Linked DNA regions of Homo sapiens: region 2 is linked to region 1. A link is an interaction called in ENCODE POLR2A ChIA-PET data of the cell type or tissue named here. Cell type or tissue: OCI-LY7. All regions are shown on one strand. Links, peaks and the distances in the headings refer to the core of each region. The heading gives the core; the rest is flanking DNA. Region 1 holds the start of H3-4 (H3.4 histone, cluster member). Region 2 has its middle 7.9 kb from the start of RNF187.

Region 1 (15,265 bases), core at 3,870-11,869:
GATGGGCTATCAGAGGAAAAAAGCTCTCTTCCATTCGGTAGTGAGGTGGGGTTCAGAAAAAACACGCGTGTGCATGTACGCACAGACGAACACCCATACACATACCCATGTATGTATACAAACGTGCATGTGCACACACGCATACCCACGCATACACACCACACAAATACAAACATGTACGCACAGAAACACTGATCCACAAACACAGCACACACAGGCACAGATGCACATATCGGTAAACATACATGCATGTACACACAGGTACACGCGCGCACACACGCACAGGCACACAAGCATGCACATAGATGCCCCCTGCAATCTCAACACTCGCGACCCCACGCAGTGGAGATCTACAGACTTTCGCCTACGCCACGGGGTTGCTATGGGGACCGAGTTGCAGAAGGAGTTGAAAATCGCGTCTACACTGCAAGCACGATTCTCCCCTTCCGTTCTGCCATCCCCTAAAGCGAGGGCGTCTAGGGGTCTCAGACTTCCCCGGCTCTGTCCCACGTCCAGTTTCTCGGAGCTTTCTGCACGCCAACCACCCGGCGCCAGCCCTCCGACTCCCCCCAAGAGCCCTAACGGAGGCACCCAGCCCACCCTGACCGAAGCCGGGCAGGGACAGCGGCAGCGGGCCTGGGGCTCTGGCTCTGGCTGCCGGGATGGCTGTCCTTCCCGCTCTGGTCCGCTAGGGTCCCGGTAGAGTTACCTTGTTGAAGCGCGCTAGCCCCTCCAGGGACGCGGCGGCCGGCGGAGGCGGGAAGGCCGGGCGTTGGAGGGCGAGGAGGACCGGGTTAGGCTTAGGTCGTGGCCCAGGCGCCACAGGAGGGTAGCCTAGGCGGCGGGGTGGGGGCTACTCACCGCGGGGAAGGGGGGCCCGCACAGCGCCTAGTGCACCTGGCCGAGCGCTCGCTGCCGGGAAAGGCTGGGTCTGCCCCCACGAAGCCCAGGAGGCTGCGGCCCGGCCCGGGGCGTGGGGACCTGGGGTCGGGAGGCCTAGGGACTTTGTGGCGTCAGCGGGGGCTGGGGGGCGGCGGGGGAGGGGAATGCTGGGCGAGGGAGTGTTCGGCGGCCGGGACTGGGGCGGCGCCTCTTAGGAGAGGTTGGGGGTGGCTTGGGGAAGGAAGGCGGCAGGGGGTGGAAGGCTCTGGACGAGCCGGGGACAGGCGCAGCGGGTGCTGACTGGGCGGTGGGGAGGATGTGGTCCACAGCCCAGCGAAGGGAGGAGTCTTGTTGGCCTGGGGTGGGACTTTTAGGGGAGGTTAAGGGAGTGTGGAGGGTGGGGAGTTGGGGGGTTACTTGGGGGTGGGGAGTGGAATGGGGACAGCTGGTGGGGCTAGGGGCGGGCAGGCGAGCGTCAGGGTGGGGGGAGTGGGATTGGAAGAGGCTTCTCAACCTGGGGTTGGGGCTGCGGGAGGGCACGCGAGCCCCAGGCTGGAGGGTTAGGTGAGGGGCTAAGTTGGTCGGGGTAGGGGATGGAGAGGAGTTTGTGTGGGCTGGGGTGGGGGCGAGGCAGCAGGAGCGAGTGCCTGTTGAGAAGCTATGAAGGGGGTCCCCAGGAGCAGCCAGTCAGCCGCCAGGTCTGCCCACATGGTTGGCAGTCAGCATCAGGCTGAGGGTACAGGGAGGGGCGTCCCAATCCTGTGGGCGGACCAGTTTGGAGGGACCACCTGGCAGGTCAGGTCCCCTAGAACCAGGCGGGACGGGGTGGGTCTTGCCGACACCCCAGGTGGTTTTGTTACCAGAAACAGGTCCTGATCCAGACCCCAAGAGAGGGTTTTGGATCTTGGGCAAGAAAGAATTCGGGGCAAATCCATAGAGTAAAGTGAAAGCAAGTTTATTAAGAAAGTAAAGGAATAAAGAGTGGCTACTCCATGGGCAGACCAGCCCCCAGGGCTACAGGTTGCCCATTTTTATGGCTATTTACTGATTATATGCTAAATAAGGGGTGGGGTATTCATGAGTTTCCCAGAAAAGGAAGGGCAATTCCAGAAACTGAGGGCTCCTCCCCTTCTTAGACCATATAGGGTAACTGTGACCTTGTCTTGGCATCTGTAAACTGTTGTGGCACTGGTGAGGGTATCTCATAGCATGCTAACGTATTAAAATTAGCATATAATGAGCAGTCATGATAACCAGAGGTTATTCTGGTCGCCATCTAGGTTTTGGTGGGATTTTGCTGGCCTCTTCACCACATACTGTTTCATCAGCAAGGTCTTTATGACGTGTATCTTGTGCCAACCTCCTATCCCATCCTGTGACTTGGAATGTCTAACCTCTGGGGAATGCAGCCCAGCAGGTCTCAGAATTATTTTACCCAGCCTCTATACAAGATGGAGTTGCTCTGGTTTAAAAGTCTCTTACGGTTTCAGCCAAAATGCCGCCCCCAGCCCTGCCCAGGTCCTGACTGGTGGCCATTTCTCCTGGCCTTGAGTCCCCACGCCTAGTCATCACGCTTCATCCTCCAGTAGAGGGATGCACCTTTCACATGGAGGGTTCATCTCCTGCTTTCAGGAACAGGAGCCAGAGGCCTGCGTGCCCTGAGTCAGAGTCCTGGGATTGGAGAGAGAGGACAGATGAAGAAACTAAGGCTTGGCCCACACAGGGGGTGCAGACAGGCAGGAAAACAGGGCCTTGAAGGCTAAGAGGCACCATTCTGCAATCTCCTGGGTGTGCGGGTGTAGACAGCTGGCCACAGGCATAGATGGCTGGCTTTCCCTGGGCTCACTCGGTAGAGTGTTTCTTCTGTGGTCTCTCATCACTCGCACACACAAAGGGGTCTGTGTGCTGTCAGGTGCGGGCTGGCTGCGCACACTGGCCGATTAAGTGAATTACCCTTGTGAACCCAGAATATCTGAGGCTAGTTTAAGTCAATTAGGAAGTTTATTTTGCCAAAGTTAAGGACACACGCCCATGACACAGCCATGTGCCCAAGGTGGTCCGAGCACAGCTTGGTTTTATACATTTTAGGGAGACATGAGACATCGATCAATATATGTAAGATGAACATTGGTTCCATCCAGAAAGGCGGGACAACTGGAAGTGGGGAGGGGGCTTCCAGGTCATAGGTAGATAAGAGACAAATGTTTGCATTCTTTTGAGTTTCTGATTAGCCTTTCCAAAAGAGGCAATCAGATATACATTTATCTCAGTGAGCAGAGATATGACTTTGAATAGAATGGGACGCAGGTTTGCTCTAAGCAGTTCCCAGCTTGACTTTTCCTTTTAGCTAGTGATTTTGGGGCCCAAGATTTATTTTCCCCAATAAATTGGGGATTGGGCAGACCCAATCCTCTGCCTGTCATTTGCATCAGTGAGGGGATTGTGAGCTGCAGGTTTCCTTCAATTGGGAAAACAGAATCACAGAATTAGAGGGGAAATGGAATATATCTATATCTTGCATAGCACCACACATGTCCTAGTCACCTGCTGACACGTTATCACCCTTTGTTACAAATGGTTTACAAGCAGCTGAGCCTAACAACTTCTTTGGGTTTTCACTTCTTTCCTGTACACCCCATGCATATAAAAATATTAAGATCAATACAACATGGATGCCTTTCTCCTGTTCGTCTGTCTTTGGTCAATTTAATTCACAGTCTCCTCCCATACTAGCATGATGTGGGGAATTCAACAAATACTTGTTAAAATGTGGCATCAGCCCAGGATGCTCATTATTAATGCTTTTTAGGCTCACCTGGTTATTGAGCTGAGAAATCTATCATCATGATAAAACAATTGGAATAACCTTCATATCCTCAAGTCATTAAGAAAAAATCAGATAGCAGTTATGTGTCCTGATAAATTGTTAGGTTTAATAAAAGGCAGGATGTACAGTATATGTAGTCTGCCACTATTTAGGTAAACATAATTACTGTATATGTATCTCTTGGAAAATATACAAGAAATAAACAAGAAACTCCATCTGATGAGGGAAATTAAGGGCTGAGGAACCCCCTAATTGAGGGAGGCTCAATTTTCACTATATATCCTTTTGGAATTCTTAAATTGAATTCTACTTTAATAATTTAATTCTTAAATTAAATACCACTGCTGTGGATTGTGGTTTTTTTTTTCAAATTATTTAAGCAAAGGATCAGCAATGTCAGTCTTGAAACACAAGTCTTACTTACACTGCTACAAGGTAAATATCCTTTGCCCTTACTGAATGCAGCCCCCACTAAGTTATTAACATTGTAGAAAAGATTCGAGAGCAAAATTTAAGTGCTCATGCAATTTAAAATAGGCTGAATTAAATGGAAAAGAAGAGGGGCTCCTGAAAATAGGGTAAGAGAGCCATGGCCTCTTTATGTCTTCAATTCAGACTGCTCAACAGGAGAGTCCACTGAGCCACAGAAAAACAAATCCGGATTGTTATGAACTGAATGTCTGTCTCCAAAATTCACATTTTGAAATCCTCACCTCCAAGGTGATGGTGTTAGGAGATGGAGTTCTTTGGAAAGTAATTATGCCATAAGGGTGGAGCCTTCATGAATAGGATTGGTGCCTTTCCAGAGATTTATTTTCACCTTACCCCTTGCACCACATGAGGACGCAGTGAGAAGGCCCTGTCTGTGAACCAGAAAGCAGAATCTCACCAGAAGCTCAATCTGTTGGCACCGTGACCTTGGACTTGCCAGCCACCAGATCTGTGAACAATAAATTCCTGTCGCTTATAAACCACCAAGCCATAGCATTTTGTTATAGCAGCCTGCATAGACTAAAACGAAAGAAGACAGATTAATGGGAGAAAGCATACACATTTCATTTGTACATGTACATGGGAGCCTTCACAGCAAAATGAAGACCTCAAGAGTAGTTAGGCCTAAGTGCTTATCCACTGGATGGAACAAAGGGTAGTAATTGTGAGAAAGCAACTGGAATACCTAGGGAGGCTGGGGAAGGTAAGAGCTATTTTTGTTTGTTTGTTTGTTTGTTGGAGACAGAGTCTCACTCTGTCACCCAGCCTGGAGTGCAGTGATGTGATCGTGGCTCATTGCAACCTCCACCTCCTGGGTTCAAGCAATTCTTCTGCCTCAGCCTCCCAAGTAGCTGGGACTACAGGTGCGCGCCACCACACCTGGCTGATTTTTTTTGTTTGTTTTGTTTTTTTAGTAGATACGGGGTTTCACGTTGGCCAGGCTGGTCTGGAACTCCTGACCTCAGGTGATCTGCCTGCCTTGGCCTCCCAAAGTGCTGGGATTACAGGCATGAGCCACTCTACCTGGCGATAAGAGCTACTTTAACAAAGCCTGTTTGTATACATTTTGCTGCACTTCAGTCCCCATGCCTAGTCATGCTGTTTCTCCCTGCTGGTAGAGGCAAGCACCTTTCCCATGGAGGGTTCATCACCTGCTTTCAGGAAAAGGGGTCAGAGGGCCCTTCTTACACCTGCTGTTCTTCAAGTGCCTTCAGCTCAAAATAATTCTTATATCAAATCTGCATATTTTGGGGAGGTCTATTCTGCTATCTTGTTGGGAGCTGAAAGCCTGAGGGTCGTGACCAACTCAGCATTCCACTGGAGGCTATATGACTAAACAGCAAACTGTTTATCATGAATGCAGGATGTGGGCAAACTCGCATCTGTGCCTGCCACCAGAAGGTACGCTGAGGGCCTCATTCCCTGGCTCTGTGCTCCTTGAGGTTATCTACTGGGACATCTGGAGCCTACTGTTCAAAGAATGCAGTCATGCAGGCCTGCACTAAGTCAAGCAGCTGACCACAACCACCCCCTTATCCCTGTCTCCTTTACTTAATAAGAAGGGCTCTAGAAGCTCAGGGCCCTTGTTCACTAGAAGCAAGGAGCCCCCTGACCCCTTTTTCCAAATATACTCTTTTGTCTTTGTCTTTATTCCCACTTTTGTCCTCCTTTGTTCAGTCCACCAAGGCCCATAGCACTATCTCTTAATGCCTAACTCTCCTTTCTATTATTTCTGGAATTTTAACTTTTTGATATTTAGAACCACTCTTTCCACTTTTATAAACACTGCATGCTCAGGCTACCTCCATAGTGTACATGCGCTCGAAGAGTTGAGTACACAGTGAACAGATATCCACATTTCAGTTACTATCTCACATCGTTAGAACCCACAGGATACAGAAGCAAAGGCTCTGGTCGTAATTGTAAGGGTCTGGCTCTGTTGCCCAGAATGGAGTGCAGTGGTGTGATCACGGCTTACTGCTCACTGTAACCTGGAACTCTTGGGCTCAAGCGATCTTCCCACCTCAGCCTTCTAAGTAGTTAAGACCACAGGCACACGCCATCATGCCCAGATAATTTTTGTATTTTTTGTAGAGACAGAGTCTTGCCATGTTGTCCAGGCTGGTCTTGAACTCCTTGGCCTCAAGAAATCCTCCCATCTCAGCCTCCCAAAAAGCTGGGATTATAGGCATGAGCCACTATGCCTGGCTGGAAAGACTTCCTCAAGTGCCCACTTACACGACCCAGAAAGACTTCAGTTACTTTTTTCCTGTGTCTAAACTTCCTTCCTTAGCTCCTCACCTTAGGTCCTCAGCAATCAGTTCTGAGATACAAATTGCCCTGTATTGCCTTGCTGTATCTTTATAGGGCACAATTAGTGCACTATCCACTCCATTAATCAGTGAAAACAAGGAACATATAAGGCCAAGCTCTTGTTTTTTGTTGTTGTTGTTGTTGTTTTTGTTATTGTTGTTGTTTTTGACAGGGTCTGTTGCCCAGATTGGCCTCAAAAACTCCTGGGCTCAAGCCATCCTCTCGCCTCCCCAGTAGCTAGGATTACAGGCATGTGCCACACTGCCCAACTTAGACTCTGTTCTTCATACAAAGACCAGAATGACAGGGGGCTGCTTAAGTGGCTTGGTCTCCTACAGAAGGCAAAGCTTGATCATGATCCTGTCAAGAATGCATTATCTGCATCCAGTTCCGCAAATGTAGCTAACTGCCCAAATTCCTGCTCCCTCCAGGCTATCCAGCAAGATCATCAGCAAGGTTACATAGGTTTAGCTCTCCACCACTGGGCAAGACTTTGTTAGGACAAGGGCTTTGTAAAGCACAGAAGACTTGAACTTCACCTGCTCGGGAGGCTAAGGCAGGAAGATGGCTTGAGCCCAGGAGTTCAAGGCTGGCCACTATGCTCACGTCTGTGAATAGCCACTGTACTCTAGCCTGGGCAGCATGGCAAGACCCTGTCTCTGAAAAAACAAAACAAAAAGGGAAAACTTAAATTTATCCCAAAGGAGTCTAGTATTGAAAGTCAGAGCTGACTTTCAAAACCAGAACATAGCTGTCCCTGAATATTCTAGGCTTTCTGGATAGCCCTCCAAGGATCTGGCACTCATAAGTTTAAATACATCCTGAGATTTAAAGGGTATGATGTTCAGTTGTGTGTGTACTAATAAATTGATGAAGCTTTTGAATTTTGAGTCAACAGGCTATAAATTGGGTTCAAAGAGACTTATAAAATCCACTGTTGCCTATTGATAGCACTTTATGCACATCCCTTGCTATGTATAAGAGCACCTTTTACTATCATTGCTTCTACACACAATACAGGCCCCCTTCACTCAAGCATAAGCACCTTGAAAGCAGAGTGGGCAGCAGCCACAGGAAATGGATTTTATTCCCTCCATGATCCCAGCATGGGGTAGTGCTTGGCCTCATTCAATTTAATAAAGCCTTTCACAAATAAATGATTCCAACCTGTACCAGAGGGAGACAATCCCTACATCCTTATCCTCACAGCCATCCTCAGGTTTTCCTGACATAAGTCTACTATTGGATCTGTGGCCTGCTGCCCTAGCTGTAGGATTTCTCAGCAAGTTGGTCTCTGTGTCTCTCATCCCCAGAGCACTGCCAGACTACTTTGTGGCGCTGGGAAGCCTGTTTCAAAGTGCTGGGCACATGGGCCACGCCTGTCTGCGACTGCTCAGTAAACTGACTTCCAGGGCAGAGTGCCCTCTTTGAACTTTGGGCTGGGGTTTCCCAGTATTGATTTCACTTAGGAATTAACAATGCACATGCCTAGCTGGGCTTCTCACACACAACTAGCTAGTCATCTACCCTAACAGAAGACAGGGTGAATTTACAACATACATGACTAGCCAGCCTTTTAACTGAATGGGAGATTGGGTATGTTAACACATACAATGAGATGGACTTCTAACCCGAGATGGGCCAACACCACAGCTACATATGTGTGCACATGGGTGCACGTGCACACACACACACCCCTAGCCAGCCTTCTAACCTAATGGGAGATAGCCCAAGTTAAAAAGATACACAACTAGCCAGCCTTCTAAATTAACAGGAGGTAGGCTGAGTTAAAACACACAAGTAGCTGGACTTTTTTTTGTTTTTTTTTTTGAGATTGAGTCTCGTTCTGTTGCCCACGCTGCAGTGCAGTGGCATGATCTTGGCTCACTGCAACCTCCGCCCCCTGGGTTCAAGCAGTTCTCCTGCCTCAGCCTCCCAAGTAGCTGGGATTACAGGTATGCGCCACCAAACCCGGCTAATTTTAGAGATGGGGTTTCACCATGTTGGCCAGGCTGGTCTGGAACTCCTGACCTCAGGTGATACACCCGCCTCGGCCTCCCAAAGTGCTGGGATTACAGGCGTAAGCTGCTATGCTGGTGAAGTAGCTGGACTTCTAACTTAAAATAGGCCAAGATAATACATACTACTTGCTGGCCTTAACAGGAGATGGGCTGTCAAGGCAGAAGACTAGCTGGACTGGTAACCTCACTGGAAACAAGCTGCGTGTACACACACACACACACACGCAGGACTTCTAACCTAATTTGAAAGAGGCTGAGCTGAGAACACACAAGACCAGCCAGCCTTCCAACCTAACTGTAGATAGGCTGAGTTGACACAACTAGCTGGGGTTGCTTACCTAACTGGAGATAGACCAATTAGGCTACCCTCAACACCCCGTCCCCAAAACAGACCAACCATGATTCTTATCTAAACGGATAGGCCAAGTTAGCCCCACACACTACTAGCTGGATTTGTGACTGGAGACAGGCTGAGAGGTAACGCGTGTGAGTAGCTGGCCTCCTAACTGGACAGGGTGAACACAGGATTCACCAGCCTCCCACCCTAATCAGAAGTAGGTAAGCCAGCACAGGCCAGCGGAAGGAACCCCCCGAAACCCAAGAGACTAGCTTGCTACAGCAACTCTTCGACCAGGTGGGTGGCTCTTAAAAGAGCCTTTGGGGTGAACGTTGCGCAACCTCTCAGGTGGCGAGATAGCCCTCCTAGGCCCGCTCCCCGCGGATACGGCGTGCCAGCTGGATGTCCTTAGGCATGATGGTGACCCGTTTGGCATGGATGACACACAGGTTGGTGTCCTCAAACAGCCCCACCAGGTAAGACTCGCACGCCTCCTGCAGCGCCATCACGGCCGAGCTCTGGAAGCGCAGGTCGGTCTTAAAGTCCTGAGCGATCTCGCGCATCAGCCGCTGGAAGGGCAACTTGCGGATTAGCAGCTCAGTGGACTTCTGGTAGCGGCGGATCTCGCGAAGCGCCACCGTGCCGGGCCGGTAGCGGTGCGGCTTCTTCACGCCGCCAGTGGCAGGTGCGCTCTTGCGAGCCACCTTGGTGGCCAGCTGCTTGCGCGGCGCCTTGCCACCCGTTGACTTGCGCGCAGTCTGCTTGGTTCGGGCCATGAATCCGAAACTGTTGGCCCCGCGGTGTCCTCTGCCCAGACCTCAGCGGATTGCTCGCTTTTATAGAGCTTGCCGCGTTCCCATTGGCTGGCCTCAGGTGGCGTGATGGCCCACTGCTCTCTGATTGGCCCACAGGGAACTCCACTCGGGCGCCTCTCCCTTATATTCATGCCTGTTGGTCGTGGCCACCAGAGCTGGCACCAGCATTGTGAAGGGTTGATGCGGGTAGGCCGCGGTGGTGGGGATCATCTCTCTCCAGCACAAGCTTCCTCATGTCTTCTCAGCGCTCCTCTTCTCCCTTCCCCATGACTTGGGTGGCAAGAGCCTTCCAGAAGCCAGCACATGGCATTCCACTTTTTTAAAAAATTAATTTATTTTTTTATTTTTTGAGATGGAGTTTCACTCTTGTTGCCCAGGCTGGAGTGCAATAGCGTGATCTCTGCTTACTGCAACCTCCACCTCCCAGGTTCAAGCGATTCTCCTGCCTCAGCCTCCCGAGTAACTGGAATTACAGGGATTACAGGTGTCCGCCACCATGCCTGGCTAATTTTTTGTGTTTTTAATAGAGATGGGGTTTCACCATATTGGCCAGGCTGGTCTCGAACTCCTGACCTCAGGTGATCCACCCGCCTCGGCCTCCCAAAGTGCTGGGATTACAGGCATGAGCCACCAGGCCCAGCTGGCATTTCACTTTTTTTTTTTTTTTTTTGAGACGGAGTCTCTCTCTGTCGCCCAGGCTGGAGTGCAGTGGCGCAATCCCAGCTCACTGCAAGCTCCGCCTCCCGGGTTCACGCCATTCTCCTGCCTCAGCCTACAGAGTAGCTGGGACTACAGGTGCCCGCCATCATGCCTGGCTAATTTTGTTTTGTATTTTTAGTAGAGACGGGGTTTCACCATGTTAGCCAGGATGGTCTCGATCTCCTGACCTCGTGATCCGCCCGCCTCGGCCTCCCAAAGTGTTGGGATTACAGGCGTGAGCCAGCGTGCCCGGCCGGCATTCCACTTTTACACAGTGACAAAGCTCTGGGATGCAGCCAGAGTTAAAGGAATCTCCCACTTTTTATGACCTGCAAAGAACTCCCTTACCTGTACGGCTTAGATGAGCCTTAGGATTCTGAAGAAGGTAAAGATGTGCCTTTCTGGCATATTGTCTATTTTGAGATAAAGGCACTTAAAAAAAAAAAAGAAGAAGCAGGTGTAGGAAGATCATTCTGAATTTCTTGTTGTTTCTTAAATACAAGAGATGAAATTCCCATATGAAAGATGTTCTCCTTATAGTAAAAGCAAGGGAACGTTCTTATCATCAAGGACGGGAGGTGGAAGCTTCCAAATCTCCTCCAACTCTCAAGTTGAAATTTGATCCCTAAAGTTGGAGCCCAGGGAGGGGGGGGCCAGTGGGAGGTGTGTGGGTCCTGGGGTGTCACCCTCTGAATAGAGTCCTGCCCTCCTTTAGGGTGAGTTTTCACTCTGTTGGTTCCCTGAAGAGCTGGTGTTGAAAAGAGCCTGGCACCCCTCTCCCCTCTCTCTCTGGCGTCCTCTCTCGCGGCAGCCCTGTGACCTCTGCACATACATGGGTTCCCCTTCACCTTCCACCATGAGCAGAAGCAGCCAGAGGCCCTCACCAGAAGCAGAGGTGGGCCCTATGCTTGCTTCCTTCCTTTCTCCCTCCCTCCCTTCCTTTCTCCTTCCCTCCCTTCCTCACTCCCTCCCTTCCTTTCTCCTTCCCTCCCTTCCTTTCTCCTTCCCTCCCTTCCTTTCTCCTTCCCTCCCTTCCTTTCTCCTTCCCTCCCTTCCTCACTCCCTCCCTCCCTTCCTTTTTTTCTTCTCCCTTCCCCTCCCCTCCTTTCCCTCCTTTTTTCATCTTGCTCTGTTGCCCAGGCCCCTCTTACCTCAGCCTCCCAAGTAGCTGGGACCACATCCAGCTAATTTTTAAATTTTTAATTTTTTTGTAGAGATGGGCTGTCATTATGTTGCCCAAGCTGGTCTTGAATTCCTGAGTTCAACTGATCCCCCGACCTTGGCCTCCCAAAGTGCTAGGATTACACCGTGCCCGGCCACTATGCTTTTTTTTTTTTAATTTTTTGACCTGAGTCTCACTCTGTTGCCCAGGCTGGAGTGCAGTGATGTGATCTCAGCCCACTGCAACATCCGCCTCCCGGGAAGTTCAAGCGACTCTCCTGCCTCAGCCTCCTGAGTAGCTGGGATTACAGGCGTGAGCCACTGCGCCCAGCCACTGTGCTTCTTGTACAGCCTGCGAAACCATAAGCCAAATAAACCTTTTTTTTTTTTAATAAATCATCCAGCCTCAGGTATTCCTTTAACAACATGAAACAGACCAAGATAGAAGCCAAGAGAAATCTATACAAACAAACTTTATTAAACTAACCCTTATCTTCCTAGTTGTTGCCACAGTTACTACTCTTTGTTCAACCTAGTGTGTAAGTATTTTGACTTAGTCATTTCTTCACCCCATTAACTATCCTCACTCAAGCCCCGTGGCCGTATCAAATCTCACAACTTAATAGTGTTTGTCCACCTCTGTATATAAGTGACTCTAACTGCCTCTTTGCATCTTCATTTCCTTATGAGGGCTCCTGTACCACATTAAATTTGTATTAAATAACTGTATGTTTTTCTCCTGCTCATCTCTCTAATGTCAGTCTAATTCTTGGGCCCACCCTGGACCCTAAGATAATGGAGGTAGAATTCTGCCTCCCCTACAGCGCCCCTTGTTGATGCATGACAGGCCCACTGTCTTTGTCTGTTTTGCGTTGCTGTAAAGGAATACTAGAAGCTGGGTAATTTATCAAAACTTTTTTTGGCTTATGGTTCTGCAGGCTGTATAAGAAGCAAGGCTTCAGCATCTGCTTCTGATGAGGACCTCAGGAAGCCTCCATTCATGGTGGAAGATGAAGGGGAGCCCCTGTGTGCAGAGGTCACAGGGAAAGAGAGAGGAGGAGGTGCCGGGCTGTTTTTAACAACCAGCTTTGGCAGGAACTAATAGAGCAAGAACTCCACTCCCTACAAGGGAGGGCAGGAGTCTATTCATGAAGGATCTGCCCCCAGGACCCAAGCACCTCCCACCAGGCTGCACCTCCAACACTGGAGATTAAATTTCAACATGAGAATTAATGAGACAAACACCTTATTCAAACTATAGCACCCACTACATTGCCATCTTTGCCTTATCAATGATTACCTGAACTCCTTGTCCCCATGCGTCAATCCACACAAGATGCTTGTTTGCCCAGCCTTGGTTCAGCTTCTCCCCTCCCCCAACGCCCTGATGTTTGGCCTCTCCTGGAGCAGGCCAGGCTCAGGGTAAAGTATCCTCAATCTCTTGTCCCCTCAGCCACCCTTCATCCCACTTCCCCAGACGTGGTTCTTTCCAGCCTCATTCATTCCTCCCTATATAAGAAAACTCCTTCTCTGCGTCACCTTTGGGAGCTTGCAGACATTAAGGTCAATGCTTTCTCCCTATTGCAGTATTCTGGTATCTCCTATTGCAATATCCTTTTGCATAAAGATATCTCCTTACTAAATCTGGATTGGTTTTTTTATTGGACAGTGGTTGTTACACAGAAGGCCTGCTGCCCTCTGCTCATCGGGTCTGGTTGGCTGGGCAGACAGATGGAAGGACCCTAGGACCATCCACCTGTGAAGTCCACCCAGGCTCGCCCCTGGTGTAAATGATGTGGGGTCTGACCTGGCCAGACCAGATGCTGCTCAACCCTTTAACTGCCTGGGAGGATTTGGACACGTTCCATCTTCCTGGAGCTGTCCCTCACTCGAGAGAGGCAGCCTTGGGACTCTCCAGGTGTCCTTAGGGCTAACGGGGCTGATGATGGGCGGATGATGGATTCCAGGCACCTGCTGCGACCTCCCCAGGAGCACCTGCAAAGCAGCCCTTTCTGCCTCGTGACTCTACCCAGGCCTCCCTGTGGAGTGTGGCACAGGCTTGGCCAGTTCTCCGAGTGCAGCCAAGAGGCTCATAGGTTTTGGGCACATGTCTGCGACCTCACTTTTCCAGTCATAAGGGCTTTTGCTTTTAGATTCTCAGGGGCTTTGAGCTCCCAAACCACCCAGACATAGCACAGGATGCCACCTGGTTCTATGTGTCTGAGCAAACAAATGCACTCACATGAAGCACAGAATAAAGGGCTGCCTAAATGCGGACCCACCCACCCCTGGCAAGGCTTGAAAATAGCCTCTATATTACATGTAAAAGCGCTTTTTAGATGATTAGCTGAACAGTTCATTTTCTTGATCTCCAATCATTGAGTTCTATGTCGTTAAAACCCCTAGAAGGACCAAGACGTAGAGAAAAATGTCCCCTGAAAACTTCCCAAGAGAGATTTCCTCTGCAAACTGAAGAGAATGTGAGATACAAACATTCCCCACAAGGAACTGGTCTGTCGAGGCCACACGCATTCTGTAAATCAGTGCTTTTTCTCTGTCTCCTCGTTTTCTCTCCTTATGGTCTTTGCATGTACAGCTGAGGCAGTAACGGGACTTGTATCCTCGTGTTAAAGTTCTTTGAGATTTGGGGGTCGTACGTGGTTGGTCATATTGCATCATCTCTGTAGGAGCATTCCCATCAGCAAACAATATGCTATCGCTTCTCCAATTTATAAATTGGCTTTTCTCCTTAGTCTGGGCAGCAGCAAGCCTGAAACCATCTGGACTTTCACAAACTCACTGTAAGGGCAGAGATGGGGGTCTTACAGGAACAGGCACTCCTTCTAGGTCTGGGGTAAACAGTGCACAAAGCGATGGTGAGCTCTGTCCTCCTAAGACTCTTCCAAAGCCAGTGTGCACTAGGGTTTCCCACTGTTTGTTAGAAAGAACGCCTTCCCTCTCCATCCAATGTGCCCTTCCATCTGGCATCCCACTTCTCTGGCCCACTCTGCAGGAAACTCCTCACAAGTCCTGTCCATACTGACCATCCCCAAGTTCCATCTTCCCATTCTGTGGGCCTGGTGCATGGTGAGTGCTCCATGTGTGTCCAGGAGGGTGCCAGTGGGAGACGACTTTCAGTACGGTCTGTGGGATGAACCAGTCAGTCCACAGTCACATCATCAATTGGGACGGAGCCAAGTGCCAGTCATCTACCTTGGAGCTTCCAGAAGCTGCAGGAAACACTGACATATCTCTAAAGCAGGGGAGTATGTTGGCTGTAGCCAGTTTTTTTTACAATCGGATCTTTGCTGTGTTCATAGCCACTTTCTAAGGGCCCCAGCGTGGGTGTGTCTCCACTGTCCTGATTCCCCACCGCCTCAATAGTAAAAAAGAATCCTGCCATGTGTTCAGTGTTTTTCTGAAGGATCCTTTATAATGTCTTCTTCTTTCTTTCTTTACTTTTTAAATTTGTCTGCAAAACAAGGTATTAATCTATCCATGATAGAACACACTAAAGCAAATTTTTCTCCTTAAACAGGTAAGATGAACTTCCATCCAGATTGGGTGCTCTAGAATATTTTCTTATTAAGGAGATTTCTTTTCTTGTTCAGTTTGAATAGATGGCAAGAATTCCTCACACCATGAGCTTTTTTTGTTGTCCCATGAACCCCTGTCGCAGTTTGATGAAGCCTATGGATTCTGTCTTAGAAAGACTTTT
Region 2 (15,265 bases), core at 2,846-10,845, 55 kb after region 1:
AGGGGGCTGCAGTGAGCTGTGATCGTGCCATTGCAGTCCAGCGTAGGTGACAAAGCAAGATACTGCCTCCAAAAAAAAAAAAAAAAGCTAACCTGAGTCTAGACTGGACTCCCCAGCCAAGTCTTCTAGTCTTGTTTTGTAGCCTCAGATTCTGCACCCTGCTGTCTTCTTAAGTCACCCCTAGGGGGCATTTTGTTCCAGTGGAAGAGCAGAATATGCCTCCTGCAAGATGAGGGATTGTTGGGCTCAGGGCAATGGAGAAGAAAGTATACAGGAGAGCTCACTGCCCTCCCTCTGGGTGGCTAAAAGCAGGACATGGATTTACAGAAGGCATCCAGCCCCCACCCCACTTCACCAGGGAGAAGGGAGGTTAGCACTGAAGACAACTTTGCACCTTTATTGACTGGAGATGCTACCAGGGGATCTGCATTAGCAAGGGCTACTAACTAGACTTCATGTGTCCTTTATGTGCCTTTCTCCAAGTTGCTGTTCCTAGAGACTCAAAGTTCATCTCTCTTATCTTGTCACTTCTCTGCAGATTTACTGTTCTTTGTTGAAGATACCATAAAAGCGGGAATTCAAAGCCACCTCTTTGAGGACTACCCATTCTCTGGGGGCCACGCATGTATCTAGGAAAGGTAGCTGCTAGTAAGCTGCTATTTGTGCCTCTTGCTAATGTGTCTTTTATAACAGGGGTCAGTTTCAACTAAGAATTGATGGGGTGGAGGGTATTTTCCCCCTACATGATGTCATTAATGTGCTGGACCATCAAATAAATTCTAACACGTAATCAAAAAATTCTTCCTTCCAGAAAAGTAAGAAACTCCTATACTTTCTCTAGCAGGAGGGCTGTGGCCTGTTTGGTTTGCTATTTTAACCGTTTATCTACCCTGTGCCTACACCTGCATGGGTTCTCAACTGTACAGCTGACCCTTGAGCAACCAGAGTTTGACCTTTGAGGGTTACCGATACACCGCTTTTCTCCAGCCTTTGCTACCCCTATCCCTGAGACAGCGAGATGAAGCCCTCCTCTCCTTCCTCCTCCTCTGCAGCCTCTCAGTGTGAAGACCACGAGGATGACCTTTATGATGATTCACTTCCTTTTCATGAATAGTAACTACATGTTCTCTTTCTTAGGACTTTCTTAATAACATTTTCTTTCCTCTAGCTTACCGTATTGTAAGGACACAGTATGTAATATATAGAACATTCAAAATTTGCCTCAATCGACTGCTTATGTTATTGGTAAGGCTTCCAACAGTAGCCTATTAGTAGTTAAGTTTTGGGGGAGTCAAATTATATGTGAAGGCCAGGCACCATGGCTCACGCCTGTAATCCCAACATTTTGGGAGGCCAAAGTGGGAGGATTGCTTGAGGCCAGGAGTTTGAGACCAGCCTGGGCAACATAGCAAGATCACATCTGCACAAAAAAATAAAAAATACAAAATTTACCTGGCCATGGTGGCTCAGGCCTGTGGTTCCAGCTATTTGAGAGACTGATGTGGGAAGACTGCTTGGGCTCAGGAGTTCGAGGCTGCAGTGAGCTGTGATTACACTCCAGTATGGGCGACAGAGTGAGACCCCAACTCAAAAAAAAGTTATACTTGGATTTTCAACTGGACAGGGGTCAGCACCCTTAACCCACGCTGCCTTGTCCAAGGGAGAGCTGTGCATCCAATTACACAAGTGCTTTCTGAATGCTTTTCCCTCCTGTTCTTCCTGTCTAGCTTCTAACACCACCCTGTCCCCACCTGTAGTAACAACTTCCCTAAATTCCTCCTTATGGGCTATACAATTTTTGGGGAGAGGGTTTCCCAAAATGTGGTTCTGATATCCACACACCTACCTAACATTTCTTACTCTACATCCTCAGGGGGCTGGTCTCGAACTCCTGACCTCAAGTGATCCTCCTGCCTTGGCCTCCCAAAGTCCTGGGATTACAGGTGTGAGCCACCGTGTCCGGCCCCCAGTGAGATTTAAAAACACTCCTCAAAGGCTCCAGCCTCAAGCTGAATCTTCTACAAAACTGAACTCACCTTCTCACCCCAGCTCTCCACTCCAAGGGACGCACACCACATAGAAACCCTGGTGGTGTCATCTCACTCTTCTCCATTTCTAGTCAATGGCCACACTTCTCTCCCTAGCTCAGCACCATGGTGCTGCTCACACACGGGCAGGCATTCTAGATGAGTCCCCCATCTGGCCTAGGAACTTCCTCCCTGGCACTTGGTCTCCCTCCAACCAGTTCATGTTTCTGCATTGGGGCACTGAGAAATTCCAGCACCTGGTCACATCTCTATTGTGTAAGCCCTCACTATGTACATGGTCCCTGGATGCCCCACCCACAATCCTAATCCTGCAGCCCAGCCAGGACTCCCTGCCATCTCTTCTTCTGGGCCTCCTCTCACTTTTTAAAAATAGAATTAAAGGCCGGGCACGGTGGCTCACACCTGTAATCCCAGCACTTTGGGAGGCTGAGGTGGGTGGATCACGAGGTCAGGAGATCGAGACCATCCTGGCTAACACGATGAAATCCCGTCTCTGCTAAAAAATACAAAAAATTAGCTGGGCATGGTGGTGGGCGCCTGTAGTCCCAACTACTCGGGAGGCTGAGGCAGGAGAATGGTGTGAGCCCAGGAGCTTGCAGTGAGCTGAGATCGTGCCACTGCCCTCCAGAGTGGGAGAGAGAGCTAGACTCCATCTCAAAAAAAATAAAAATAAAAATAAAAAATTAAAAAAAAAATTACTCAGGTACAGTGAGGCCAACAGATCAGGAGACAAACACCATTGAAAAGATAGTTTATTACTCACAGTTCCCAAGAGGAGGGGTTTGCTATTGCTAAGCCTTCGATGCCACGAGGGATAGCGCCAGGGTCAGTTAAGAGGCAGATGGAGGGAGGGGAAAGTGTGGGCAGGAGCCTTTACTGTGGCTTTCACTGGAAGGAGCAGGCAAGGCAGACTAAGCTAGCTCACAATGGCTGGTTTGAATAAGCCCAGCAGGCTCTGGGTACCTAACCTTGGGATGCTTTGGGCCACACACCAAGAAAGCAATTCTATAGATTCCCCAGTGGACACCAGCTGGGTGTCCTCCAATGCAATGCAATTCCGACAGCAGAAAAATGCAAATGGGAAATTTTTAAAAGAGTCTTCAGTTTTGGCAGGTTGGCAATATGTGTAGGTATTAACCTGATGTACTCCTTTTAGTCTCCTTTTATATAAGACACAGGGGCTGGACTGTGCCATTCAAAGACATCTCTCAATTTCAACATTTTGTGATCCCCCTCACCCTTTTTCCATTTACACATAGAAAATTTGGAGTGCCAACCAAAATAACAGAGAGAGAACGATAGTGGCCTGGAGTGTGACAGCTCCATAGATGAGTGGTTGGGGCTGTGGGCTCTGGGTTGGTGAGTTTGTATATGAAATGCACAATCCCAGTAATTTTTTTTTCTAGCTGTAAATTTTTTTTTCTAGCTATAAAATTGTCCCCGGGAGAAGCTGTCCCTCCATGGCCAGTGAGGCCCTGGATGTCAAAGCCTCTGAAAATATAGAAAATCAAAGGCATGGTTACTACACTTGCATTCCTCTATCCTGCCAGGAATGCTGTTTGCTCTTTTTGGGGCTCAGAAACTGATACCCCAGCGCTTTGACATGCTGAACTGAATAAGAAGCCTCCAGGTCTCTCTGACCTTCCCCTCCTTCCTGTCTCCCAATCTTCTGTCTCTCCCAAAGCACTGGATGAAGCTGTTCTCTGAAATTCCCCTATCTGCCTAAAGTGCAGACCTGCTGCAGCAGAAAACAATGGCCTCCGATCCCTTCCCTGAGTTTCAAACGGCTGAACTCTCATCACAGGAATGAGGACTGAAGTCGGTCAACATGCCTGGACAGACCTTTTTTTTCTAGCTGTAAATATATTTTTTAGCTATAAAATTGGCCCTGGTAGAAGCTGTCTTTGTCACAAACCAACAGACTGTCCCAGACCATTGTATGTTCTTCAAGCCCGTTGAATTTCCCTAAAAAATATTTACTATCCCCCTAAAATAATGCACACTTCCTTATCTCCCTTTCCCCTAAGAGGAGAATAAAGGCCTCTGCACCCCATTGCATGGTGGGGTAACCACCCTGTGATTCTCCCCATGCATGTTAATAGATGTGTAAGCCTTTCCTCCTAGCAATCTGCCTTCTGTCAGCTGATTTTATAACAAAACTTCAGAAGATAAAGGGGAAGTTTTCCCTTGGCTCCTAAGCTGTCCACCCTGTTGATCAGAAGCAGGGCAATGCTGATAACACACCAGTAATGTCCTGATCCTTGATGCTCCTGCCCCGCAACTTTCTAGGTCTGTGCAGTTAGCCCACATCTTTTTTTTCTTTCTCTCTCTTTTTTTTTTTTTAGACGGAGTTTAGCTCTTGTTGCCCAGGCTGGAGAGCAATGGCGCGATCTCGGCTCACCGCAACCTCTGCCTCCCAGGTTCTCCTGCCTCAGCCTCCCGAGTAGCTGGGATTACAGGCGTGTGCCACCACACCTGGCTAATTTTGTATTTTTAGTAGAGATGGGGTTTCTCCATGTTGGTCAGGCTTGTCTCAAACTCCCGACTTCAGGTGATCTGCCTGCCTCGGCCTCCCAAAGTGCTGGGATTACAGGCGTGAGCCACCGCACCTGGCTAGCCCACATCTTATGATGTCCCATGTCTAGAGAGAGGGCTGTCGTCAACAATGACCTCAGATGCACACAAACCCTCAGTCAGTGCAAGAATCCAAGTATCCCCAGAGGGCCAGCAAGTCCAGTTCAAACAGGAGCTGGGAGGAAACCTGGCTGGTGCTCACCTGCTTGTTGGGGTAGGGGGCTGTTATAAAGTGAATTATGTCCCTTGAAATTCACAGGTTGAAGTCCTACCCCCAGGACCTCAGAATGTGGCTGTGTTTGGAGACAGAGCCATTAAAGAGGAAATAAAGGTAAATGAGTTCCTTGGGGTGGGCCCTACTCCCATAGGTCTGTTGTCCTCATAAGAAGGGATTAGGGCACAGACTCACAAGGAGGGATGGCCCTATGAGGACCGGGGAGGAGACTGCATCTACAGGCTCAGGAGAGACGCCTCAGGGGGAAATGACCTTGTTCACACCTTGATCTCGGACTCCAGCCTCCAGCACCATGAGAAAGTAAACTTCTATTGTTTATGGCACCCAGTCTCTCTGCTGCAGTGTTATGGTGGTGTGAACCCTAAAAATCTGAGACAGGTCTCAGTTAATTTAGAAAGTTTATTTTGCCAAGGTTGAGGACATGTGCGTGACACAGCCTCAGGAAGTCCTGCCAACACGCGCCCAAGGTGGTTGGGGCACAGCTTGGTTTTATACATTTTAGGGAGACATGAGACATCAATTAATATATTAAGAAGTACATTAGCTCCATCCCAAAAGGCGGAGACAGCTCAAAACAAGGCCGCCCCACCCACACTGTACTGGGGGCTTCCAGGTCACAAGTAGATGAGAGAGACAGATGGTTGCATTCTTTTGAGTGTCTGATAAGTCTTTCCCAAGAGGCAATCAGAATATGCGTCTATCTCTGTGAGCAGAGGGATGACTGAATAGCATGTGAGGTAGATTTGACCTGAGAGGTTCCCAGCCTGAAGGGGTCCAACTATCTTCCTTTCACAGCGGCCTGAACCAATTGAGACAGGGAGGTTGCAAGTTTTAGATGGAAGAAACCACAGAGCTGTAACTTATGTCTGAAGGGTGTGCAAGGCAAGCAAGGCCCTTTTGTGCTCTAGTCCGTATTTTTGTCAACATCCCGGTTCAAGCTGGGAACCAAGTGATAGGATCTGAACAGAGATTATCATTCATTCACTTCAGGGACCTGGGAGAGAAAACCAAATTTGCTTGGGTCAGGATTATGGAATTGCTTTATATATAGTGAATCAAAGGCTTAGAATAATAATAATAATACCTATTATTATTATTACTTTCAGTTTAGAAATATCTTAGCTTCTAGGCCAGGCATGGTGGCTCATGCCTGTAGTCCCAGCACTTTAGAAGGCTGAGGTGGGAGGACCACTTGAGCCCAGGAGTTTGAGACAAGCCTGGGCAACATGGTGAAACCTTTTCTCTACAAAAAATTTTAAAACTTAGCCAGACTTGATGGCACACACCTGTAGTCTCTGCTACTTGGGAGATTGAGGTGGGAAGATTGCTTGAGCCAGGGAGGTGGAGGCTGCAGTGAGCCCTCATTGCGCCATTGAACTCTAGCCTGGGCAACAGAGCAAGAGCAAAGCCCTGTCTCAAAATAATAATAATAATAATAATAATAATAATAATTTTAAAAACATTATGTCTCTAAATTTGTTGTAATTTTGTCTTTTGATAGGCATAAGGATTAGATTGAACTAAAGGACACTGAGAATGCATCTCTTAAGTAAGTAAATAAAATAGAAATACCTTAGGTATTTGAACTCTGAAAATTTGAGACAGGTCTCAGTTAATTTAGAAAGTTTATTTTGCCAAGGTTGAGGACAGGCACTCATGACACAGCCTCAGGAAGTCCTGACGACAAGTGCTCAAGGTGCTCGGGGCACAGCTTGGTTTTATGCATTTTAGGGAGACATGAGACATCAGTCAATATATGTAAGTACATTGGTTCAGTCTGGAAAGGCAGGAAAACCTGAAGCAAAGGCAGAAAGATTCAAAGTGGGGAGGGGCCTTCCTGGTCACAAATAGGTGAAACACAAACAGTTGCATTCTTTTGAGTTTCTGATTTGCCTTTCCAAAGGAGGCAATCAGATATGCATCTATTTCAGTGAGCAGACGGGTGACTTTAAATAGAATGGGAGGCAGGTTGGCCCTAAGCAGTTCCCAGCTTGACTTTTCTCTTTAGCCAAGTGACTTTGGGGCCCCAAGATTTATTTTCCTTTCACGGGTATATTTAGATATTTAGAATCCTAATTTTTTGAGCAATTTTGACATCTGAAATATTGAAAAGATTACCATTACAATTGCATTTAAAATGAAACATTGAGTAATTGGTTTTGACATGAGTTTTTAAGTTGAAAGGTTTAAAAATTATGCAAAGGCTATCCATAATATTGGATAATACAGTTAGCTTAATATTCGCCATCTTTAAGGGTAGCAGTTAATTTTGTGAACGTTATCTCTGCCTGCGTGGAGGGTTGCAGTGAGAGAGGCCAGGGCTCCTGGATGTTGAGGTATGGATGGTAGCCCAGCCCACCCATGCTGTCTCTGGCCCTGCAGGTGACCACAGTCCCTCATTTTTGTCTGTGGTGGCGATGGTATCTGTGCAAGGCTGTGGTTTTTTTTTTTTTTTTTCTTTTTTAATCAGGCCCCTTCGTCATTTCCTTCCTTTTCTCCCTTGGCCCCTAGCTGGTGTGTGGCTCTGGGCTTGGGCCCTGCTCGAATGCATCCTCTTTCTCTGGCCGGAGCTGGTTCCAGCCCATGATGGGAGGTCTGACCACTGGGTCCTCAGGCCCTTCCCTGGTCATGATAATGGCATCAGTGCCTGGCCCAACACCCACCCTGGATATCTGGAGGAGGGGAGCTCTGATTTGCTGGGCTGGAGTGGCTGTCAATGGAAGCCCGACCTGGCCATTTGGCCTTGAGGAGACAATTGCCTGGGGCTGTAGGGGGACCACCCAGGAGGAAGGGGACGGAGGAAGAAGTGTGTGTCCTGGGACATCCCCAGGCTCCCAGGGCTCACACTGCCTGACAGTATCAGGCTGCACTTGCAGTCTCAGGAGCCACAGGCCACCCTCCTCCACTGTCATTTACAGCCATCTGCAGTTAGGTCCTGTCACCCGCAACCTAAAGCTCCTGACACATCAAAGCAGCACACAGAGGCTTGTGGGAGTTGATGCCATCAGCCCATTTGTAATGTGTCCTCGATTTGAGAACCATGTTGGATAAGGTTGTGGTCATCAGTGGGCACTCATTTTAGTGAGGCAAGGGTGGGATTGCCTAAATGCATGTGAGATTGAAGAGCCAAGAAGACATTTTGAATTGTATTATTTATTTGACTGTGGTTGAAACATGCAGCATGAGTTGTGCCCTCCAAACAGATCTGGTGTAGGTACAGAACTGCTCAGGTATCATTTATTGCATGCTACTCTACTCAGGCACAAGGCTCTAGTTAAAAAGCATACATCTCAGCTCAGAGTCCACCTTTATCACCAGCCTGTGTGGGCCCCCTCTTATGTACACACACACACACACACACACACACACACACACACACACACTCCCAAGTACCTTGCCTGTTAAACCCATTTTCCTTGCTTAAAGGAAAGGGGTTTCCATCCCCTGCAACTCAAGACATACAGGAAAAATCAATGGACATGTTTTTTTCCAACTCTCCACTCAACATGACCCTTCTGCCACCAGATGTTGGCAGGAGTGTTTTCCCACACACCAAGCAAGCAACTCTGCAGATTCCCCAGTGGACACCAGCTGGGCGTCCTCCAGTGCAATTCTAACACCAGAACAATGTAGACAGAAATGTTTAAAAAGAGACTTTATTTTCAGCAGGTTGGAGTGTGTGTGTGTGTGTGTGTTTGTGTGTGTGTGTTAACATGCTTAGTCTCCTTTAGTAAGACACAGGGACTGGACTGAACCATCTGGAAGACATCTCTCCATTTTGACACTTTATGATTCCCCCCTACCTTTTTTTCACTTACACATAGAAAATTTGGTGTCAACTGAAATAAACCGAGACAAGCTCTCTAAAAGAAATTTATTTGGGAATAAAGCATTGCAATGGGAATACGTGTGCCATAGTAAAAAGTAAGTGCGTATTCAGAGAGGTAAAGGAAGACAAAGGTTTTTAAAGGAAAAAAATAAGAAGAATTACATAATTGTTTTGAAATAATTATCTGTGGTTAGAAATATCAATAACAAGGGTGACACCAGTCCGAAGTTAAACAGGAGGTTACTGGGGAGATGTCCTTGCAAATGTCTTTTTTGTGTACCCTGGCGATGTCCTCTGAGCAAGGCTGTGGTTTTTGTAGTCTCTTTTTTTTTTTAAATCAGGCATGCAAGCCCAAAAATCTTCTCTTCAGGACTTCTCCAATCCTATTGGTCAGGGTTTTGTGAACATTCGTGACTCCATTTCTATTCTGACAATTTTCTCAGGCAGAAGAGCAGAGTGACTTCATACCACGTAGGAAGTTGTGTTTCTTAGTTGTATTTCGCCTTTTAGGAGCAATGAAAATTAATTACTTCAGATTCCTTTTTCCCTGTGCCGGACATGAGATTTCCCAAGTCATATCTTCCTATCCAAACATCCTTGCATCTCCCATATTTCTTTTAAATACACAGCTTATGGCCTCTTCAACATTCGTTTTTGTACACTCTGATTTGTGAGACTACAATTTTAAACAGGGTAACCCGCAATGCCATAAAATACATATAACAAAAGACACATCAAATATACAAGGGAAATGTGGGATTAAAATTTCCTGTAATTAAGGCTGGGTGTGGTGGCTCTCAACTGTAATCCCAGCACTTTGGTAGGCTGAGGCGGGTGGATCACATGAGGTCACGGGTTCGAGACTAGCCTGGCCAACATGGTGAAACCCCATCTCTACTAAAAATACAAAAATTATCCGGGTGTGGTAGTGTGTGCCTATAGTCCCAGTTACCAGGGAGGCTGAGGCAGGAGAATTGCTTGAGCCCAGGAGGCGGAGGTTGCAGTGAGCCGAGATCATGCTACTGTACTCCAGCCTGGGTGACAGAGTAAGACTGTCTCAAAAATTTCCTATAATTAGAATCGTTTACCTCTCTTCTAGTCATCCATTTTTTGGTTGTTTCTGTTGCCTTACAAAAAAAAAAAAAAGACTGGCCAGGAGTGGTGGCTTACGCCTGTAATCCCAACACTTTGGGAGGCCAAGGCAGGTGCATCACCTGAGGTCAGGTGCATCACCTGAGGTCAGGAGTCTAAGACCAGCCTGATCAACAAGGTGAAACCCTGTCTCTACTAAAAATACAAAAATTAGCTGGGCGTGGTGGCAGGTGCCTTTAGTCCTAGCTACTCGGGAGGCTGAGACAAGAGAATTGCTTGAGCCCAGAAGGCAGAAGTTGCAGTGAGCTGAGATTGTGCCACTGCACCCCAGCCTGGGGGACAGAGTGAGACTCTGTCTCACAAAAAAAAAAAAAAAAAAAAAAAAAAAAGACTTCATCGCACTCTTAGAGAAAATATTCACATGCTTTTGTGGTTGCCAGTGAAATCCCCAAACATTTTACATTAATCAGTTGAAAATATTATCCTGAGAAGATGATGGTTCAGCATCCAGCACCGTTTTGTGGCGGAACAGTGTCTTATTCAGTTCTTTGATGCCAATGCGATGGGAATTCAAGAGCCCAGAGACATCCAAGACTCGTCAATGTTCTTCTGTCTTTGTGGAATCTATGAGATGTCATGCTGAGAAAAAACAAACAAACAAACAAACAAACAAAAAACCCACTGCCCACTTTGATCCTGTCTCTGATCAGAAAGTGAAAGCCTTCAATTTTCCAAACAGTTCAAGAGGCACATGAGGGAGGAGGAGTACTCTTTCCCCACCCAACTGAGTGCTCAAACGGCATCAGGCTCAGTCTCTAATCTGGAGGGTAGAGAGGAGGGAGGCTGGACAGAGAAGTGCCAGGAGGCTCAGAAAACAAGACCCAAAATGAGGACATCCTAAGCAGCCTCAGAAGCAAAAAGTTTTCTCTGACCTTCTCTGGCCCTCTGTCTCTAGCCCCTCATTCTCCCCTGTCTGGCCATAGAAACTAGAATCCCTCTTCCTCAAGGTGAGTCATAGAAACTAGAACCCAAAGCCAGCTATAACACTTAAAAAATATGACTCTAATTTTCTTTCTGCCTTTCTGTGTAAAACCCAGCCATGAAGAAATGATCTGACCTACCTTGTTAGACTGTAGATCTTAAGACCCTCACTCCAGAGAGGGTCCTGGATGGAAGGAAGGAAGGAAGGAAGACTGCTCAGAGAGGCCATAAGAATCTAGACAGACAGGCCTGGCTGGGTGTCCCCACTTAGGCTCTTCTCATTAGCTCCGACCCTATTTGCCCAATTCTATTTCTGCATGGCTGTCCATACCTTGTGGAACCTAAGCATAAAAATGGATGATTTCCCTCATATCTTGGCCAGGCATGGTGGCTCACGCCTCTAATCCCAGAACTTTGGGAGGCCGAAGTGGGCGGATCACAAGGTCAGGAGATCGAGACCATCCTGGCTAACACGGTGAACCCCCGTCTCTACTAAAAATACAAAAACTTAGTCGGGCGGTATGGCACGTGCCTGTAGTCCAGCTACTCGGGAGGCTGAGGCAGGAGAATCGCTTGAACCCGGGAGGCGGAGGTTGCAGCGAGCCGAGATCGCGCCACTGCACTCCAGCCTGGGTGACAGAGCAAGACTCCGTCTCAAAAAAAAAAAAAAAAAGGACGATTTCCCCCATATCTTTAGGTTTGTATAGACACAGTAAATAAATGTGTCTGCCTTTTCTCCAATTGATCTGCCTTTTGCAATTTTTCTTTCTTTTTTTTTTTTTTTTGAGACAGAGTCTGGCTCTGTCACCCAGGCTGGAGTGCAGTGATGCTATGTCAGCTCACTGTAGCCTCCGTCTCCTGGGTTCAAGCGATTCTCCTGCCTCAGCCTCCCGAGTAGCTGGGACTACAGGCATGCAGCACCATGCCCAGCTAATTTTTGTATTTTCAGTAGAGATGGGGTTTCACCGTGTTGGCCAGGATGGTCTCCATCTCCTGGCCTTGTGATCTGCCAGCCTCGGCCTCCCAAAGTGCTGGGATTACAGGCGTGAGCCACCGCGACCAGCCTTTTGCAATTTTTCATCAAAATTTGAGAGGACCAAGGGTTCCCCTTGGCACCTACACCAGCCACCCTGTCTTGGGAAGTGGGGATGCTGGCACCACACAATGTGGATTCTGCTGGTGGTAAGGGAGAGAGGCTTTCAGGCAACAATCTTTGCCAGTGTATACTTCCAAAAGTCTCTAATGCACACATGTGCAAGTTCATGGCTGCTACCATTTGCTAAGCCATGCCCCTAGTATTGGACCTTCAAGGTTTTTTTTTTTTTCTCCAAAATGAATAGTGATATGACATACATTTCTCTTTCTTTCTTCTCTTTCTTCCTCTCCCTTCCTCCCTCCCTCCCTTCCTTTCTCTCTTTCTTTCCTTCCTTCTTTTTCTCCTTCCTTCCTTCCTTTTCTTTCTTTCCTTCCTTTCTTCTTTTTCTTTTCCCTTTCTTCCTTCCTTCCTCTCTCCCTCCACTCCTTCCTTCTCTCCCCCACCCCCCGCCCCCACCTCTCTCTCTCTCTCTCTCTCTCTTTCTTTTTTTTAAGACAAGGTCTTAAAAAATTCTCTCATTTCCCAGGCTGGAGTGCAGTGGCATGATCACGGCTCACTACAGGCTCAATCTCCTGTGCTCGGGTGATCCTCCCACCTCAGCCTCCCAAGTAGTTGGGTCCACAGGTGCGTGCCACCACGCCCAGCTAAATTTTAAAAATTTTCTGTACAGACAGGTTCTTGCCATGTTCCCCAGGCTGGTGTTGAACTACTGGGCTCAAGCTATCCACTCACCTCAGCCTCCCAAAGTGCTGGGATTAACAGGCATGAGCCACCTCTCCCAGCCACATTTCTAAACAAAACAAAACAGCCCAATTTTTTACAACCCAATTTTTATTATTTTCATTTCCTGTTATTTTTATAGTTTGTTTTCTAAGAAAAGGAATTCCAATCAGAAAATCCTTAATCGATACTGCTACGTGGATTACAAGAAGCAGTATTCACAGAATCAAGTGTTTTTTTTGTTTGTTTGTTTTCTGTTTTTTGTTTTTTTGAAATGGAGTTTCACTCTGTTGCCCAGGCTGGAGTGCAGTGGTGTGATCTCGGCTCACTGCAACCTCCACCGCCCAGGTTCAAGCGATTCTCCTGCCTCAGCCACCCAAATAGCTGGGATTACAGGCACGTGCCACCATGCCTGGCTAATTTTTGTATTTTTTTTTTTTTTTTGAAACTGAGGGAGTCTTGCTCTGTCGCCAGGTTGGAGTGTAGTGGCATGATCTCGGCTCACTGCAACCTTCGTCTCCCGGTTCCAGCTATTCTCCTGCCTCAGCCTCTCAAGTAGCTGGGACCACAGGCGTGCACCACCATGCCCAACTAATTTTTGTATTTTTAGTAGAGACGGGGTTTCACCATGTTGGCCAGGATGGTCTCGATCTCTTGATCTTGTGATCCACCTGCCTCAGCCTCCCAAAGTGCTGGGATTACAGGCGTGTGCCACCACATCCAGCCTAATTTTTGTATTTTTAGTAGAGATAGGGTTTCACTATGTTGGCCAGGCTGGTCTTGAACTCCTGACCTCAGATGATTCACCCGCCTCGGCCTCCCAAAGTGCTGTGTTTACAGGCCTGAGCCACGGCTCCCGGCCAAGTTTCCTTTTTTTTGTTTGGTCTGCTTACTTAATAGTGGAAAGAAAGAGAGTCTCGTTTTATTTTCCTCTTTCTTAACTGGGCAGAGTGTACATTTTTTTCTCATGTGTGTTCAATCATTTGTGTGCTTTTTTTTTTGTGATTTGAAAAATCCCATGACAAGGTGTATTTTCCATCATGCTTTTCCTTACCTAATTTTATAAACTCTTTGTATATTTGTGGTTACAATGTTCCTAATTTGGCTATTTGCCTTTAATTATAATTTTTGATATTTTCTCATTCACAAGATTAGTTCATTATGAAGTTTGCTCATTTTTTATATTTTTTACTTTTCTCTCCAGCAAGTTCCTAGTTGACTCAACAATATCAGCAAGGCTCGGCTGGAAGCCTCTAATCTTTACTACACAGAAATAACCTCGGTTTACTATTCATGTTTCCCACGGGCATCTAGTGCATTTCCAAGTCGATTTAAAAAATCTTCACAAAGACAAAAATACCTCATTAGATCCTGCGCTTGCTTGGAATACAGATTTATAAAAATTTTTTTTTGTTTTTGTTTTTTAAGACAGAGTCTCGCTCTGTCGCCAGGCTAGAGTGCAGTGGCACGATCTTGGCTCACCGCAACCTCCGACTCCCTGGTTCAAGTGATTCTCCTGCCTCAGCCTCCTGAGTAGCTGGGATTACAGGCATGCGCCACCACGCCCGGCTAATTTGTGTATTTTTAGTAGAGACGGGGTTTCACCATGAGCCAGGATGGTCTCATATCTTGACCTTGTGATCCGCTCGCCTCGGCCTCGCAAAGTGCTGGGATTAGAGACGTGAGCCACGGCGCCCGGCCCAGATTAATTTTTTAAAATGCAAAACTTGCACAATCTTATTTTAACCATGCTTGCTTGTTTTCAAAATAATTAAAAAACAAAAACACAAGATTGCTCTTCCCAAAGGCTTATTTCTTTCCTTTAAATTTATTTTTTAAAGAAAAGCTAACGGCCGGGTGTAGTGGCTCACGCCTGTAATCCCAGCACTTTGGGAGGCAGAGGCGGGTGGATTACGAGGTCAGGAGTTCGAGGCCAGCCTGGCCAACATGGTGAAACCCCGTCTGTACTAAAAATACAAAAATTAGCCGGGCGTCGTGGCAGGCGCCTGCAATACCGGCTACTCGGGGGGCTGAGGCAGGAGAATCGCTTGAACCCGGGACGCGGAGGTTGCAGTGAGCCGAGATCGCGCCACTGCACTCAAGCCTGCCTGGCAACAGAGCGAGGCTGTCTCAAAAAAGAAAGAAAAGCAAAGCAAAGCTAACAAATGCTCTTCTGTCATGCATCATCACAGAATCAATGAGAGCTCCCCCCAGCCAGGAGACAGCGGACAACCAGGGTAGCTTCCCAGGGGGCCAGAGGGAGGCTGCGCGAGAAGAGGCTCAGCGGGATGGGTCCACGCAGGGAGATCCCACGCAGGGTGGGCGTATACGAGTGTCCACGTCCGGAGGGCCGTTCAAGGGCGGGTCCCTGAAGGAAGGGTGCACGCAGGGCACGTCCACGCGGGCAGGCCCGTGCACGCAGGGCGTGCCCATGCAGGGCGGGTCCGTGCAGGATGAGAGCAGCGGAGGAGGCCCACGCAGGCCATTTCCCGCCCCGTCCCCAGCCCACGCGGGCGAGCTACCGCGGGGGTACGCGCAGCTCAGATCCTAGCAGCTTACAAAAACAACCTTTTAAAAATGGAACCTTCAAGTAAAAATAAAACTTTGTTTCCCTCTTTCGCAGGAGTTACTGAAGTAGGAAGGGACAGCCCAGTAAGATTTCAGGATACGACTTGGGCCGGTCCGCAGGC

The links. Peaks named below come from ENCODE experiments on the same cell type or tissue, not always from the same donor. Only the 100,000 strongest peaks of a DNase experiment are listed, where the experiment ranks them.
Region 2: POLR2A ChIA-PET joins it to region 1 with 10 read pairs; 7 of 35 experiments call an interaction of 5 or more read pairs at or near these places.

The regions. Positions count from the first base shown.
Region 1 is chr1:228,415,678-228,430,942 of GRCh38, forward strand. H3-4 (H3.4 histone, cluster member) reads right to left here and starts at 9,683. Exons shown (of 1, transcript NM_003493.3): 1 at 9,168-9,683. The coding sequence starts at 9,648. The coding sequence ends at 9,238. It overlaps TRIM17 (tripartite motif containing 17), which reads right to left and starts at 1,184. Exons shown (of 7, transcript NM_016102.4): 1 at 862-1,184. RefSeq lists a silencer at 643-752. In OCI-LY7, for the core only: no CTCF peak of the experiment used is centred there; no DNase peak of the experiment used is centred there.
Region 2 is chr1:228,471,804-228,487,068 of GRCh38, forward strand. No RefSeq gene overlaps it. Among named protein-coding and RNA genes, the nearest start is that of RNF187, 7.9 kb to the right of the region's middle. RefSeq lists enhancers at 4,208-5,043, 14,457-15,265, 14,638-15,017. In OCI-LY7, for the core only: no CTCF peak of the experiment used is centred there; DNase peaks (open chromatin) are centred at 7,348 and 7,808; H3K4me3 peaks cover 1,340 bases; H3K27ac peaks cover 1,754 bases.